Linked DNA regions of Mus musculus: all the other regions are linked to region 2. Evidence: chromatin contacts called from ENCODE Hi-C or POLR2A ChIA-PET data. All regions are on one chromosome and are shown on one strand. Each heading gives the region's core, a stretch centred on a gene start or an enhancer-like site at or near the end of the contact. The rest is flanking DNA. Distances are from core to core; before and after follow the strand shown. Region 1 has its middle 10 kb from the start of Tcf20. Region 2 holds the start of Poldip3 (polymerase (DNA-directed), delta interacting protein 3). Region 3 overlaps Arfgap3 (ADP-ribosylation factor GTPase activating protein 3). Region 4 overlaps Arfgap3 (ADP-ribosylation factor GTPase activating protein 3).

Region 1 (3,169 bases), core at 301-2,800, 230 kb after region 2:
GGCACCTTACCAGCTGGCAAGACTGCTATGCACCTGGCCATTCATAAGGGAGAGGAGCATATTATCCCGCCAGCCCTCTCTAGCACCAGCACTACAGGATCAAAGAGGTGCCAAGACTCCTTAGCAGACCAGCCCTCTGCTTCGAGGGACTGGTCAGGGTGGACTTCAGTAGAGCCCAAGCCCCTCCAGACATAAGGTCACCAGAAGCACCTTTCTTCCTTGACCCTTCCGTGCCCGCTGAGTGACGCTGGCCTGCTCCTGCTTTCCCTGGGGTGCCTGCCTTCTTAGTGGCTATCTGATAGCCCACAGTGATCCAGTCTTAGGTGAAGACAGCCTCTCTCCAGAGGAACTCCTTCAGTCAGCACTGCCTGTCCTGTATCCCAGTTGCCCCTTTAGCCTCCCGGGTTAAGAACTTTGGGAGCCCAGTAGTGTGGTTCTGGGCCTTCCTGTGATGTTGGGACTCTGATGAGAGGAGTGGTAGGAACCATGGTTTGCGCCTCACCTGTGTGGCTGTGGGTGAGTCACTAGCGCTCCCTGCCTGGGCATGTAGAAATAGAGCCAGTGCAGCACCATAGCCTGAAAGTTTGATGGAATAGAGTTGGGAAGAGATGGTGGGAAGCCCCTAGCGCTTTTAATATATATATATATATATATATATATATATATATATATATATATATATATATATATATAAAATTTTGAATATTGATGTGTCTGTAAATGTCTGAGGATGGATTTGCGCATGTGAATGCAGTGCCCCAGGAGGCCAGAAGAGGGCGTTGGAGTCCCTGAGCTGTAGTCCCAGGCAATTACAAGCTGGGAATGCAGGTCTGGAAGAGCAATATGTGCCCTTAACCTCTGGGTCATCACTCCAGCCCTACTCTTGGTGCTTTGAACAGACATAAGCAGGCAGGCTGAGAGGTTATCTCTGCATCCTCTCGTGGCCAGTCTTGAACTCCACACTCAACAGATGCATGAGTTTCTGCCCTGTCCCAGGCATCTAGCCCTGCTTAAGCCAGGGGAGCATCAGGACTGATCCAGCCCCAAGCCCTTTCAGCATGCTGTGTGGCTGTAGGTGAGTTATTGCCCCTTTCTGAGCTCAGCCGCTGCGTCTGATAGCGCTAATATCTCCCTCCCGGGGGAGTCTGTGCAGGGACACCCAGTGCTGACTGAGTGCTTGCTCAGTGTCAGCTGTAGTTGTTGCTGTTTTTATTATTATTTGACTTGAAAATCTCCTGCTCCACATGCCGCTTCCACAACAGTCGTCGTTTGTACAAAGCTAAGCTGAATAAATGGGGACCCAGCAAGATTACGTCCCCTGCTCCCTGCTCAGGGCTGGCAATGACAGGGCCCCCTTGAATCTCTTGATGGGAGGAGGAGCTTGGCCCTATCCTGGTGGCCTGGCCAGGGCTCTGTTCAGGGGCAGGGGGTCTCAGTCCTGCCTGGCCTGCCTCCCGGCTGACAGCTCAGGCACTGTGAACTGGCGGCCAGCCAAGCTGCTTCCTTTCCCAGCTGGCTGCCATCCAGGGCCGGATGCCAAGGGGCCGGCTGGTGGGCAGCAGCTCCGTCGTCGTAGGGCTGTGATCCCAGCCAGAAGACTCCAGTTAGGGCTGGGTGTTGGGGGTTCCCACCACCCCCTTGAAGCCCCTGGGAGCTGAACGCCGCTGCACCGGCTCTCCGCACTGCCCCTACAGCAATACCTCTGCAGAACACGGAAAAGAGCAGATCTTTGAAAGATGCAGTAGAAAGAGCATGGCTTGGGCAAAGGGTCCATGGAGCCTCTGTGTTCACATCCAGAAAATGGGGCCAGTTTAAGCCTTATGGCTTGTCTCATGGGTGGCTCACAGGTAGGCTGTGGTAAGAGAGGAGTTTGGTATTATGCTAGGGTGAAGGAAGCTGAGAGCTTCACTTTGGACGTTATCTTTGTTTGCTCTTGTCTATAGTTGGGGGTGGGGTATGTTGTTGCCAGCTGGCACTCCCTCCCACTCTGGCCTACCCCCAACTTATCTCCTCATGACAGTAGGGCATTATTTGGTCTTTTGAATATCTGTGGTGGGTGATGTCTTAGGCTCTTCTTTAGGCTCTTCTTAGCCCCTTTGGACAGCCTTGGTCCCTCCTGTGTCCCAAGCACATCCCCCTGCCTGGAGCTATGGTTAGCACAGAGGACACTATTTTGACAGCCACCTTTGTGCACTCCTTCATCCCATATCACAGGTCTGTATTCTGTCTGTGGGCTGCCAGACTCTGTGAACCTGGACCGTGAAGGCTTGCTGATGACTGCTGGCTCAGTGCATTCTCAGTTCACTGGGGATGTGTCCACTGTGTGGTTGGCTACGAAGCTCAAAGACAAATCAGCATAGTCAGCCAGGAGCCTCACTGGGCCTCCCTCCCTGGCTGCTGTTGCCAGTAGGAATTCTAAATCCTGTGACTGCTGGGCCCAGCACCCTGGACAGCACCGGCCTGGCCCTGCCTTCTCCCCTAGTCAGAGGGAGGGCACTTTACCACTCCTCCGGTCCAGTCTCTGCCACGCCTATCACCCCATCAGCCTCGGCAGCCCCCCCTCCTGCTCCTGGAGTCTTTAGTCTTCGGCACAGTCTGGTAATTAAAAACCTTCAAGGGGGACTTTATTGAGTTAGCATTAGTTATTTTGTCAGGCTGGGAGAGCGAGAGAATTATCTGTCCTCCGGGAGAGGGGGCTGGGCGGAGGCCGTGGGCTGAGATTGGCAGGTGCCTGCTTTTGAGCACGCTGTGCTGGGGCTAGACAGTTACATGGTTGCACTGCACTGCGGGTGACAGGAGGGGCAGGAGGGGAGCAGGTAGCAGGGCCCTTCTCTACCCAGAGGCTTACCTTGCCACATGTGCCCACTGTTCAGGCCCTTCCTGCTCCTAGATTTAAAAAACAAAACCAATCAAACAAGCTCCCTTCAGAGCCAAGATGGCTTCCGACTCTGACTCTCGTGGGGATGGGGTAGGAGACTTTTTTTTCTCTTCGGGCTGGGAGGTATGGGCTAGACCTCTTGTTTCTACAGGCCAGGATTTCAGTCTAGGGTTGGTCAGAGAGCTGGTTTGAGGTGCCCCTGACCTCTTTGTCCACTTCTTTCCATAGCTGGCATATAACCTTTTACAACCAGGTAAGGTCCATGTGGGATATGTAGCTTTGATCTTGGGC
Region 2 (3,429 bases), core at 924-3,423:
GACTTGTTTTGTCCCAGGCTGACCTTGAACTCAGAGATCTCTTTGCCTTAGTCTCCTGGGATTCATAGCCACTATGCCTCAAGATCTCCATGCCAAGATCCAAGTCAGAAACTTGTATCTCCCAGCCTCAAGATCTGGATCACAGGTGAGCCCTCCAATTCTGGATTGTAGTTCATTCCAGATAGAGTCAAGTTGACAACCAGGACCAGCCATTACAGATAATTTCCTTATAGTCCCATGTACTGAAGGAAAACATTTTAACAACTTCACTGTTAGAGGAGTTAGGACCTTATAGGCAAGACCCCTCTGGCCTGTTCCTATATTCTGCATAGCTCAACTTGGCCCCAGCAGTGAGGTTAAACCTTTACCCACCCTGGGATTCTCTTCCTCGTGTGCACGTAGAGGTACGAGTGTGTTGTATGCTGGTGTTCTCTACTTAAAGAGATCAAGTCTAGACCCACTCGCAGTTCTACCACCAGGACCAGGATGCTTCTCCAGTATCGGATGCTGAACCTTAGGGTTTTCCTGGATCCTGCCAAGCCTTCCATTGAACCCTGATGCTCTGTTTTGTTTTGTTTTTTAATGGCTGACCCGGTAGTGGACCTGTAGTTCAGGCCCTGGCAGCAGGGATGGGGTTCCAGTTGTAGAGTCTATGTCCTGAGAATGGGGGCAGTCCAGGTTGATCAAAGTCCCCACTTTGCCAAAGCCTCAGTCATAGGGCATTTCAAACTAGTAGCCTGGGATTCCTGAGCCAAGCTCGTGAATATTCTTGTGGGAAACTGATTCTTGTCTCTTAGGAAGGCCTTCCTTTCATAACATGTACATTTTTTTTAAATGTTCCATATGGCAGATAGTTTTTTTTTTTTTTTTAGATTTATTTTATTAATATATGTAAGTACACTGTAGCTGTCTTCAGACACTCCAGAAGAGGGAGTCAGATCTTGTTGCGGATGGTTGTGAGCCACCATGTGGTTGCTGGGATTTGAACTCTGGACCTGCGGAAGAGCAGTCGGGTGCTCTTACCCACTGAGCCATCTCACCAGCCCCAACATGTACATTTTCAAGGGAACATGAGAAACTGACCCAAGAGCATCATGTTTTTATTTTTGAAAAAATTATCTATTTTTATGTTTATGAGTGTTTTGCCTGTATACACATATATGTATGTATGTATGTATGTATGTATGTATGTATGTATATGTATGCAATAGCCTGGGAGGTCAAGAAGGCATTGAATCTCCTGGCACTGGAGTTACATGTGAACTTCCATGTGAGTGCTGAGAACCAAACCCAGGTAGATCCTTTGCAATATCAGCAAGTGCTCTTAGCCGCTCAGCGGACCAGCTTCTAGAAATTCTGTCTCAACAATGAGAAACTATCCCATAGGTCAAACACTAACATGTCAGTTAAGAGACCACCTTCATTTGCCTCATTTACACAGTCAGGAGGCAAACGGAAAGGTGACTAGTCTAGGCATCAGAAACTGAGCACGACCTTACAACGTAGACGACCTTACAACATGGGCAGTTATGTCCAGGCATGATCAATTGAAATTGAGGTACATAGCAGTAGGAGAACAACAGTCCCATCTTGTCTGAAAAACAGTAAGAGAGAGGCTGGAGAGGTGGGGCGCGCTCACGCTCACACACCAGGTAGGGCAAAGGCAGGCATCAACATACGACTTGCAACCACTAGCACCTGAGAGCAACCATTCAGAGGAGCTGCTAAGCTTTCTATTCTTGTAGAATTAGGGGGTCGGGCAGATCGCGTCACCCAGGCATCCCGCAAAGTAGGCGGGTCGCCTCAGATTGCAACCTATACCCGCTCAAAAATTCTTCTCACATAAGCAGTGAGGACTCGGGCGTCACCCCGAATCGTTATTTTCCTTACTCATAAGTTTAAGGCATGAGGAACGTGTCTACGTTCCTCAGGGGTAAGAAATTATATTCTCATTACAAGTATGGTGAGTGTCCGATCGGCTGTATGACTAAAAGACTTGTCCTCTTGATAATGCTTTTTAATGGTTTATGATCGATATAATTCTAATTCCTCATTAGCAAAAGGAGGAGGGGGGAGAGAGAGCCCATAAGGCTCCGGACTCCTCCATGCAAATTAGAAGCGAGCACCGCAAAGGCTCACGGGGAGAGAGGCTCCACCCCTTCCGTCTCGAGCTTTTCGTTTGAGCTGTCGCGAGAGTTGGCCGTCCGGGTTGCCGGAAGCCGCTCTTGACTCCGGCCGCGGGGCGGGCTCGCCGCAGTCGGCTTCTCCTCCGTTCTCCGCTAGCTGCGCGCCGCAAGATGGCCGATCTCTCGCTGGACGAGCTCATCCGGAAGCGCGGGACGGCGGCCAAGGGACGGTGAGCGGCCCTTTCCCTTTTCCTCGAGGCTCGTAGGGGCCTCGCTGCTTCTTGGGGTTCGGGGGCGGAGGAGGGAGCGGCTCCGGGGGGCGACGCCGCTTGCGCCCGCCCCCTGCGTCCGCCGCGCTCCTTATTGGCCCGGCCGCGCGGGCCCAGCTGCTGGTCGGTCCACTGGCTGCTGGGCCCGGGAGGCCCGGGAGGCCCGATCGCAGGCGAGCCGAGGGCTGGGCGGGCCAGGGCCTTGCTCCCCGGAGGATCGGGTCCGGGGGGACCACGGTGGCGCCGTCTCCGCTCGGCCTTTAGGTCCTGGGAGTTAAGAGGGCGGAAGTTGAGCGGAGGAGCCGCCAGCCCAGAGCTGTTTATGGCCAGTTCTGCTGGTTCTCCTATGCCACGGTGCTTAGCCCGACCCGTTTTAAGCAAAGAGCTCTTTCATAGGCGAGACGCCTTGTTCCTTTCACTGTGATATCTGTAATGGTTGTCTGATCGTTTTGTTTTCTCTTGAGGCCGGCTTTCACATAGCCGGAGCGAGCCTCGAACTCGCTGCGTCTCCGAGGCTGGCCTTAAAACGCCAAGAGTCTCCCTCCTCCTCCCGTTTCTCAAGGGCTGAGATGACAGGCCAGTTTGTTTCCGTTTTGAGAGCCGGCGTCCTCCATGTTATCCAGGAACTCCTGATCTCAAATCCATCCTCCTGCCTCAGTCTCTTGAGTAGCTGGTGCTCCAGGCGCTCCGCTGTTGCTTAACTATTTTATTCCGCATTTCACAAACGGGAAAGCTGGAGCCAGAGAGAAAGACTTTCCCAAGGCCACCGAGTGCCCCAACTGAGTTGGCCTCAGGCAAAGACAGACAAAACAGTTCCAAGAGGGTGGCATTGGCATTCATGGATGTATGCCCTGATGTCTTAAGTGAGACAGTCAGACTCAACATACTCTTAAACATCGATAGCCATTTCTAGCTTTTATAAATGTGCAGGTGAAAAAGTGGTTAAGTCGGCCCGTGGTCAGCAGGCATATAGATACACTGCTGTAGGTGTCAGGAACTGTTTTCCTGGGGCTGGAGAGATGGCTCAGCAGTTA
Region 3 (3,388 bases), core at 66-2,565, 200 kb before region 2:
GGTTTCTGTACTGGACTGCTCCTCGGGTCAGTCAGCACCTGTTGGTTCCGGTGCTGTGTAAAGCTCTGCAGACTTTTACGCTGGAGGTAGAGACACAGCACGTGCCTTCAGGGAGCCTGCAGTAGGGGTGGAAAATGGAAGGGACAGGGCTGGAGAGACAGATGAGCAGTGAAGAGCGTGTGCTGCCTTTGCAAAGGACCCGAGTGAGTTCCCAGCACCGACGGCAGGTGGCTCACTGCCACTTGTAATCCCCGTTCCAGGGACCGTGCCTCTGGACTCAGGGCAGCTGCCATACCCACACATACCCACATGATTAGAAAATATATATATATAGTAGATGGGGATGCTGGAAAGATGGCTCAGTGGTTAAGAGAACTTATGTCTCCAACACAGGGCCTGTTTTTGGTTCCTGGTACCCACGTGATTATGCAGAACCACTCAAAACCATCCATTAACTCCAGCTCCTGAGGACCCAATGCCCTCTGCTGGTGCAGACACCAGACACACATGTGGTGTACAGATACACGTATAGGCAAAACACTTAATTTCATTTTTAAAAGTAGATGAAGAACTTTGTGATACTGTGCTAACACGGGGGGAGACATCTGCTTCCTACGTTTCTCATTTTCGTTCTGTTCTGAAATAAGGTTTCAGGTATCCCAGGCTGGCCTCCCATGCTCTGTGTAGCTAAAGACAACCTTGAACTCCTGATCCCCTTAACTCCACTGCCCAGGCATGCCCCACCATTCCATTCCGAGAGATTTCCCAGGTGTCACAGTCACTGAGGCTGCTGAGGTGATAAACCCTTTCCTTCAGGTTTTTGTGAAGGCTTTGTGTAGTGTTAGCTGCCATTTCCGTAAGAAAGTTCTCATTATCGGGCTAAACGCTGTCAGCTAAAAGCTGTTGCTTTTCCCCTTCTACGAACTGAATTCTCCTTAGAAAACCATATTTTTTGTTTGGGATCACCTATCAAAGCAGAGCAGACCCCATTTCGTGTCTCCCTTCCCCTGTAGTTCAGCTTGCCTGCCCTAGACTGTGCACAGCAAACTCCTGCCTCCTCGCCTCTTCCACAGGGCCTGCATAGGACACCTTGTTTGATATGCTAACCTAAAGCCATAAGATCACATAATGAGTTGTCTCTCCCACTAGACCAGCGAGTGCCAAGGGGCAGCCGTTTGTACCAGGGCCCGCACAGGATAGAAAGTGCATGTTAAAGTCAGGTGAGCAGCACTGTCCCCTCCAGGAAGCTCCTGACTTCCAGAGCTGGTGCCCAAGCACTGTTTGGTGTCTGTGTCCGTCTCTCCCCACACAGTGGCCAGCACGTGGCCTGGCAGAGACTGGGTCTCAGTATGCACTGCTGGATTCTATGATGGCATCCATGCCTTTGTACCTTGGCTCCTGTCATAGTGTCTGACACGTAGCAGGCAGGCAGAGAACACCACAGTGAGTCACTGGCCAGCTGCTCTACATACCCGATGTCACTCCACACCCACTGTCGCCGATCAGCCTGAGCCCGGCTGGTGGTGGTTTTTAGTAGTTTTTCCTTTCCCAAGGTCAGAAGCAGCTCTTTCCTCAGGGTACTTTTACTTTATAAACTGTATCTAGAGTGAGCTGGGTTCTGAAAAAGAGACAATTTTCCTGCTTGTAAGAATTTTGTGATTGCTATCCTGACTTGAATTAACATGATGTCTGTGGAAGGCACTATGTATGCATGGATTTATTTTGGGTGTACAGGCTCACATGAGTACCATGGTGTGTGTGCATTCCATGGCCTGCTTGAGTGGGTCAGAGGACAACTTAAGGGATTCATTTCTTCCATTATGTAAGATCCAAGGATTGAACTCGGGTCATCAAAGCTTGGCCACAGCACCTTTACCCACTGAGCCCTCTGGGTGGCCCAGCAAGTGTTTTCTCTCATCATTGTTGAAGGAAGGGTCTGCTGACAGTTTTTGAGCTGGCAATAATTGGTGTATTGTTGTTAGCTTGGCTTACAAAGGTTTGCTAAGTGCTTAGGAGCAGGGAATATGGGATCAAGGTCCGTGGGAGCTAAATACCCAGAGCTGTTCAGCCAGCATTAAGCACCTGTGCTAACAGAGAGAGCAGGTTACAGGAAAGGCCTAGCCCTGCAGGAGCTCTCGGTGCCTGCAGAGCAGAGGGCCACTGCTGAGGTGACTTGTGATTCTAATTGTTCTCAAAGTGTCGTGTTTCAGAGAGGAACACTGGACTAGCCCTCCAAACTTAGCGTCTACACCCATGTGGGTTCAGAGATTAGGAGTGGAGAGTGACTTAGCTGGCTGGGTGTGTCCTGTCTGTGACACAGCAACGGTCATTTGAGCAGTGTGGTGTGGTCAGGCCTCCGATCTCCACAGGCGGTTCAGCTAGGGCCTTAGCACTTGAGCCTCTGCCCAGGGCTATCTGAGTCTCCTGGAGAAACCTTAGCTGGTTTCTCCCAAGAGGTAGTGACCCAGGGGCAACGAGGCCGTGGTGTCTTAGCCTAATCACAAAAGTAGTCTACAAAGTGAATTCCAGGCCAGCCAGGGCTATACAGAGAAACCCTGTCTCAAAAAACAAAAACAAAAAACAAAACAAAACAAAAAGTAGTGGGTGAGTCCTGCCGCCTCCTTCTATAAGGCACCTTGGTAAAGTGAGGCAGAGATTGTGTGAGGACGTGACTATTAAGAGGTGAGGGATGACGGGGCATCTGACAGACAAGACTCACACCCAGGAGCCTGCCATGTAGGATACAGCCACTGCCCAGGTGATGGTGTGGGACTGTGTCCCAGCAGAGCCTCGTTCCTCACAGGCATGAATTTATATGGCAAGGGTCCCTACTGAGTCTTCAAAGACAGCAGCGTTTGGCCTGGATCTATAGTCTTTTTACTCTAATTATCGTAGTTATAGATCATTATTATAATGAAAGAAACTTAAGAATTTTGAAAACCTAGGTGGAATCCTTTCTTTTACTCTGTGTGTGTCCATGTGGATGTGTGGGCACACGTGTGCTGGGATATAAATGTGTGGGCACACGTGTGTGTGGAGGCCAGAAGACAATCTCAGCTGTCATTCCTCAGATGCCATCTACCTTGTTTCTCTGAGGCAGGTTCTCTCACAGGCTTGGAACTTGGCAAGCAGATCATCTACCTGTCTCTGCCCACTATGTGATATGCAGCCACAGCCAGCTATCCTCTCCCCCTCCCCCAGGGGCCCTAGGAACCGGCCACAGGTCTTCATGCCTGCAAGACCAGCACTTTGTGGCCTGAGAGTTTCCTGAGCCTCTGGGTGACACACTGGCTTAAAAGTGTGACAGCTGAGCCACCTTCATATCAGCCTTGTACTCTTGCCTCCTGGGTGAGTCCCCTGCTAATGCCAGTTAGTCCTCAACCAGTTC
Region 4 (3,326 bases), core at 156-2,655, 150 kb before region 2:
ATTGTGAGGTACTCCCTAGGGCGCCAGGCCACCCCTGACTCTGGCGACTATGGCTAGCTGTCTGCCTTGAGCAGAACTTGCCCCTCTACTGAGCCCAGGTAGGTGGGACTGTTGTGGCTGCCTGCCTGAACCCCCCTTACCCCGCCTCCGAGCTGCTGGATGGCCTTACAGAGGACTACTCATTCTATAGACCAGGCCGGCCTCGAACTCGGAGATCTGCCTGCTAAGGATGCCTCATTTGGCATGCATGCACAGCTGCAAAGAGCCTATGCTAGTGTTGGAAGCAGGTCTGTGTGGCCTCATTCCCATCACTCTCGGGTCAGATCAAGCAGGCTGGGGTTCATGGCCCATGTGTGCTTCCTGGGAAGTAGATGCTCTATGAGGCGTGCTAGACATCGTGCATGGTACTCAGGGCTGGTGTCTGCCAGAGAAGGTTGAAAGACTGAGTGGGGAGCTCGGAGATCATCAGAGCCACCAGCGCAGCAGGGCCAGAGAGTGTGTGGGCTGTGGACTGGGCCCTGTGTGGGAAGGATAGAGTGCTCAGGGCCCCAGATGCGAGAGTAGGGGAAAGAGTGACAGCCATGTTAGGGAAAGGCTATTTCCCACTTCCCCGCTTATCCCTTGGTGCTTTTAGCATGTAAGAGTGTGTTGTATGTATGTGTATATGTGTGTGTGCGCGTACCTGTGCACGTGGAGGACAGAGACTGGTGGGAATCTTCCCCCTTCACTCTCCACTCTCCATTCTTTAAGGCAGGTCTCTTAATTGAACCCAGAGCTCACAGATCGGACTAGTCTAACTGGCAGGTTGCTCTGGGAGATCTGCAGTCTCCTCCCTTCAATCTGGAATTACAGGTGGGCTGCCACGCCCATCATGGGCTATGATCCGAACCCCTCCTCACACTTGATGAGTTCTTTATCCAGAGAGCCATCTCCCCAACTGCCCTCCCCCTGCCCAGTGTCTCTTTCAAGGACAGATTGTTCCAGTGTACCGTAAGCTATGGCCCCACATCCTGAACCACCCTCTTGCTGAGCTGCCTCCGTGCAAAGTTGGCTCAGGGGCCAGGCGTGCAGCCTGTGTGAGCATGTGGGCATGCGGGCCTGCAGCTCCAGGCTCAGCGTGTTCTTAGACCTTTGCCTGCAAGCTCCTTACCCACGCTCTCAGGTGGCAGCACCCTGAGGGCCAGATTCTAGCTCACTCACTGACCTATGATTTTAGCACATCAGAGGCTGCGGTGCCTGTCTCAGACAAGTACCTGCCAGTGTTTTGAACCCTGTGACATTCGCCATTTGTAAAGCCATAGGCTTTTCTCTTGATTGGCCTCACTTCTGAGAATTTGGCTCATAATGTTAAAGAAGATCCATGTCTCCCCTGGAAGGGGAGGGGCAGCCCTGAGTGCTGGATTGTTGCCCAGGCTCCTTGTCTGCAAGCCCCTCCCATGGTTCCAGGCCTTTCTGATTGTTTGCTCTCTGTCATTTCCTCATCTTGGCTGCCCCCATGCCCCCCTCTTCTCTGGAAGTTCAACCCATGTGCTAGAGCCCTGTCCTTGGTCCGATGTCCTGTCCTTGTGCCCAGTCATCAGCTTTCAGCCTGGCTCCTTTGACCTCCCTAGTTCTCCCCTCTGGCTGCCCTGAGCCTGTGTGCACACCTCAGGCCTTTACGTGCTTGTGCCTCACTCAACGTCAGGAGTAAGGCACCTGGTGACCTGACTACAACAGTTCTTTCATGGGGAGCACCCATCTTCTCTTTCTGTGCCCTTGGCACTTGACAGAGCCCTTGCATGTGTCTGTTGAATGAATGAGTGAATGTACAGAGAATGAATGGAGCCTGCCTGCTGCCCTTCCCAATACCTCCAGTAACCCATGGCCAGTGTTGGACATGGTGATATGCCTGATTCCAGTTTGAGCCTTTAGAGTCACTGGACAGAGTCCCTTGTTCCCCTTGCTGTGGTGGCTGAAGGAACTGTGTGTTGTGACCAATACTTGCCACTGCCCTACTGCAAGGTCCCTCTCTCTGGACACAACTGATGCCTGGAAGGAGGCAAGAGAGTAGGGTGGGTTCACTGGGCTGCACATGTCCTTAGAAGAGGGGCAAGCTGACATCTTTCTGTGTGCAGGAAACTACAACCTTTCCAATGTGCTGCCCAATGCCCCAGACATGGCGCAGTTCAAGCAAGGTGTGCGCTCCGTTGCTGGAAAACTTTCCGTCTTCGCCAATGGGGTCATGACGTCCATTCAGGTGAGTGAGGCAATGCTGGAGCTCCTGGGGTCCTGGAGCTGCCGCTGGGAGCTCGGGAGCTGTGCTGCAGAGCGGACCAGGCATCATGAAAGCCTGGCACGGTGAAGTACACTGTAATATTGTCTATAATCACAGCCACTGGGGGCTGAGGCAGGAAGATCATGAGTTCAAGGCTTGTCTGGGCTGAGACCCTGCCTCAGGACAGTGCTTTCTTGTTTGTTTGTTTGTTTGTTTGTTTGTTTGTTTGTTTTGAGACAGGGTTTCTCTGTGTAGCCCTGGCTGTCCTGGAACTCACTCTGTAGACCAGGCTGGCCTCAAACTCAGAAATACACCTGCCTCTGCCTCCCAAGTGCTGGGATTAAAGGCGTGCACCACCAACACCTGACAGTGTTTTTCTAAGTTCCTACTGGAGTTCGTATATTTCTGGAGAATTCTGTTTTAAAAAATTTAGATTCATTTATTTTGTTTTATTGATATGAGTGTTTTTGCCTGCATGTGTGTACATATGTATGCATGCCTGGCCTCACAGAAGGGATTAAGTCCCCAGAACTGTAGTTATAGGTGGTGGTGAGCTGCCATGTGGGTGCTGGGAATTGAAGCCAGGTCTCCTGCAAGAGCAATAAGTGCTCAAAACTACAAAGCCATCTCTCGGCTCCACAGAAGATGCGGACACCACCCACTACCTCCCTGTTCTGGGAGAACCCTTGTAGCATTCTGCTGTCTTGTTTTACCCCCCAACCCCCAGTCAGGGTCTCTCTGTGTAATCTTGGCTGACCTGTAGCTTACTATGTAGAGATTCCATGGCTCTGCCTCCTGAGTGCTGTGATTAAAGGCATGCAGCACCGTGCCCAGCATTTTCTTTGAAGCAGGGTCTCACTATGCATCCTAGCTGGTTTGGAACTGGCTTTGTGACAGGTTAACCCATCACTCACAGAGCTCTTTGCCCTCCTGGGTACTGGGATTCCAGGTGTGTGCACCGCCATTCCTGGCTGCATAGATTTTTTTTTAAATGAATAGGGAGTTCTATTCTGTGACTGCCTGTTCTTTTTGTCAGTGACATGTTCTAGGCGACTCTGGAATTCTCCAGAAG

What was found. Hi-C counts contacts between places; a loop is a spot of excess contacts on that map. ChIA-PET counts read pairs that join two places held with the same protein, here RNA polymerase II (POLR2A).
Region 1: POLR2A ChIA-PET joins it to region 2 with 17 read pairs in embryonic stem cell. The contact joins the enhancer-like site here to the promoter of Poldip3 in region 2. POLR2A ChIA-PET finds 5 or more read pairs at or near these places in 3 of 5 experiments (Patski and embryonic stem cell).
Region 3: POLR2A ChIA-PET joins it to region 2 with 38 read pairs in embryonic stem cell. The contact joins the enhancer-like site here to the promoter of Poldip3 in region 2. A Hi-C loop is called at or near these places in 1 of 37 maps with a recorded cell type or tissue (mouse embryonic stem cell). POLR2A ChIA-PET finds 5 or more read pairs at or near these places in 5 of 5 experiments (Patski and embryonic stem cell).
Region 4: POLR2A ChIA-PET joins it to region 2 with 41 read pairs in embryonic stem cell. The contact joins the enhancer-like site here to the promoter of Poldip3 in region 2. POLR2A ChIA-PET finds 5 or more read pairs at or near these places in 4 of 5 experiments (Patski and embryonic stem cell).

Annotation. Positions count from the first base shown.
Region 1 is chr15:82,920,577-82,923,745 of GRCm38, reverse strand. It overlaps a transcript of Tcf20 not described here. Among named protein-coding and RNA genes, the nearest start is that of Tcf20, 10 kb to the right of the region's middle. Within about 2 kb of position 1,550, at least 1 of the 3 ENCODE cell types and tissues checked has a DNase peak (open chromatin) inside an H3K27ac peak, as active enhancers do.
Region 2 is chr15:83,148,122-83,151,550 of GRCm38, reverse strand. It overlaps Poldip3 (polymerase (DNA-directed), delta interacting protein 3), which reads left to right and starts at 2,173. Exons shown (of 9, transcript NM_178627.4): 1 at 2,173-2,356. The coding sequence starts at 2,298. It overlaps Rnu12 (RNA U12, small nuclear), which reads right to left and starts at 1,906; the gene lies at 1,757-1,906.
Region 3 is chr15:83,343,163-83,346,550 of GRCm38, reverse strand. The region is part of intron 1 of Arfgap3 (ADP-ribosylation factor GTPase activating protein 3); the gene reads left to right. Among named protein-coding and RNA genes, the nearest start is that of Gm51290, 3.0 kb to the right of the region's middle. Within about 2 kb of position 1,315, at least 1 of the 3 ENCODE cell types and tissues checked has a DNase peak (open chromatin) inside an H3K27ac peak, as active enhancers do.
Region 4 is chr15:83,302,013-83,305,338 of GRCm38, reverse strand. It overlaps Arfgap3 (ADP-ribosylation factor GTPase activating protein 3), which reads left to right. Exons shown (of 16, transcript NM_001357756.1): 15 at 2,115-2,236. Among named protein-coding and RNA genes, the nearest start is that of Gm32788, 6.9 kb to the right of the region's middle. Within about 2 kb of position 1,405, at least 1 of the 3 ENCODE cell types and tissues checked has a DNase peak (open chromatin) inside an H3K27ac peak, as active enhancers do.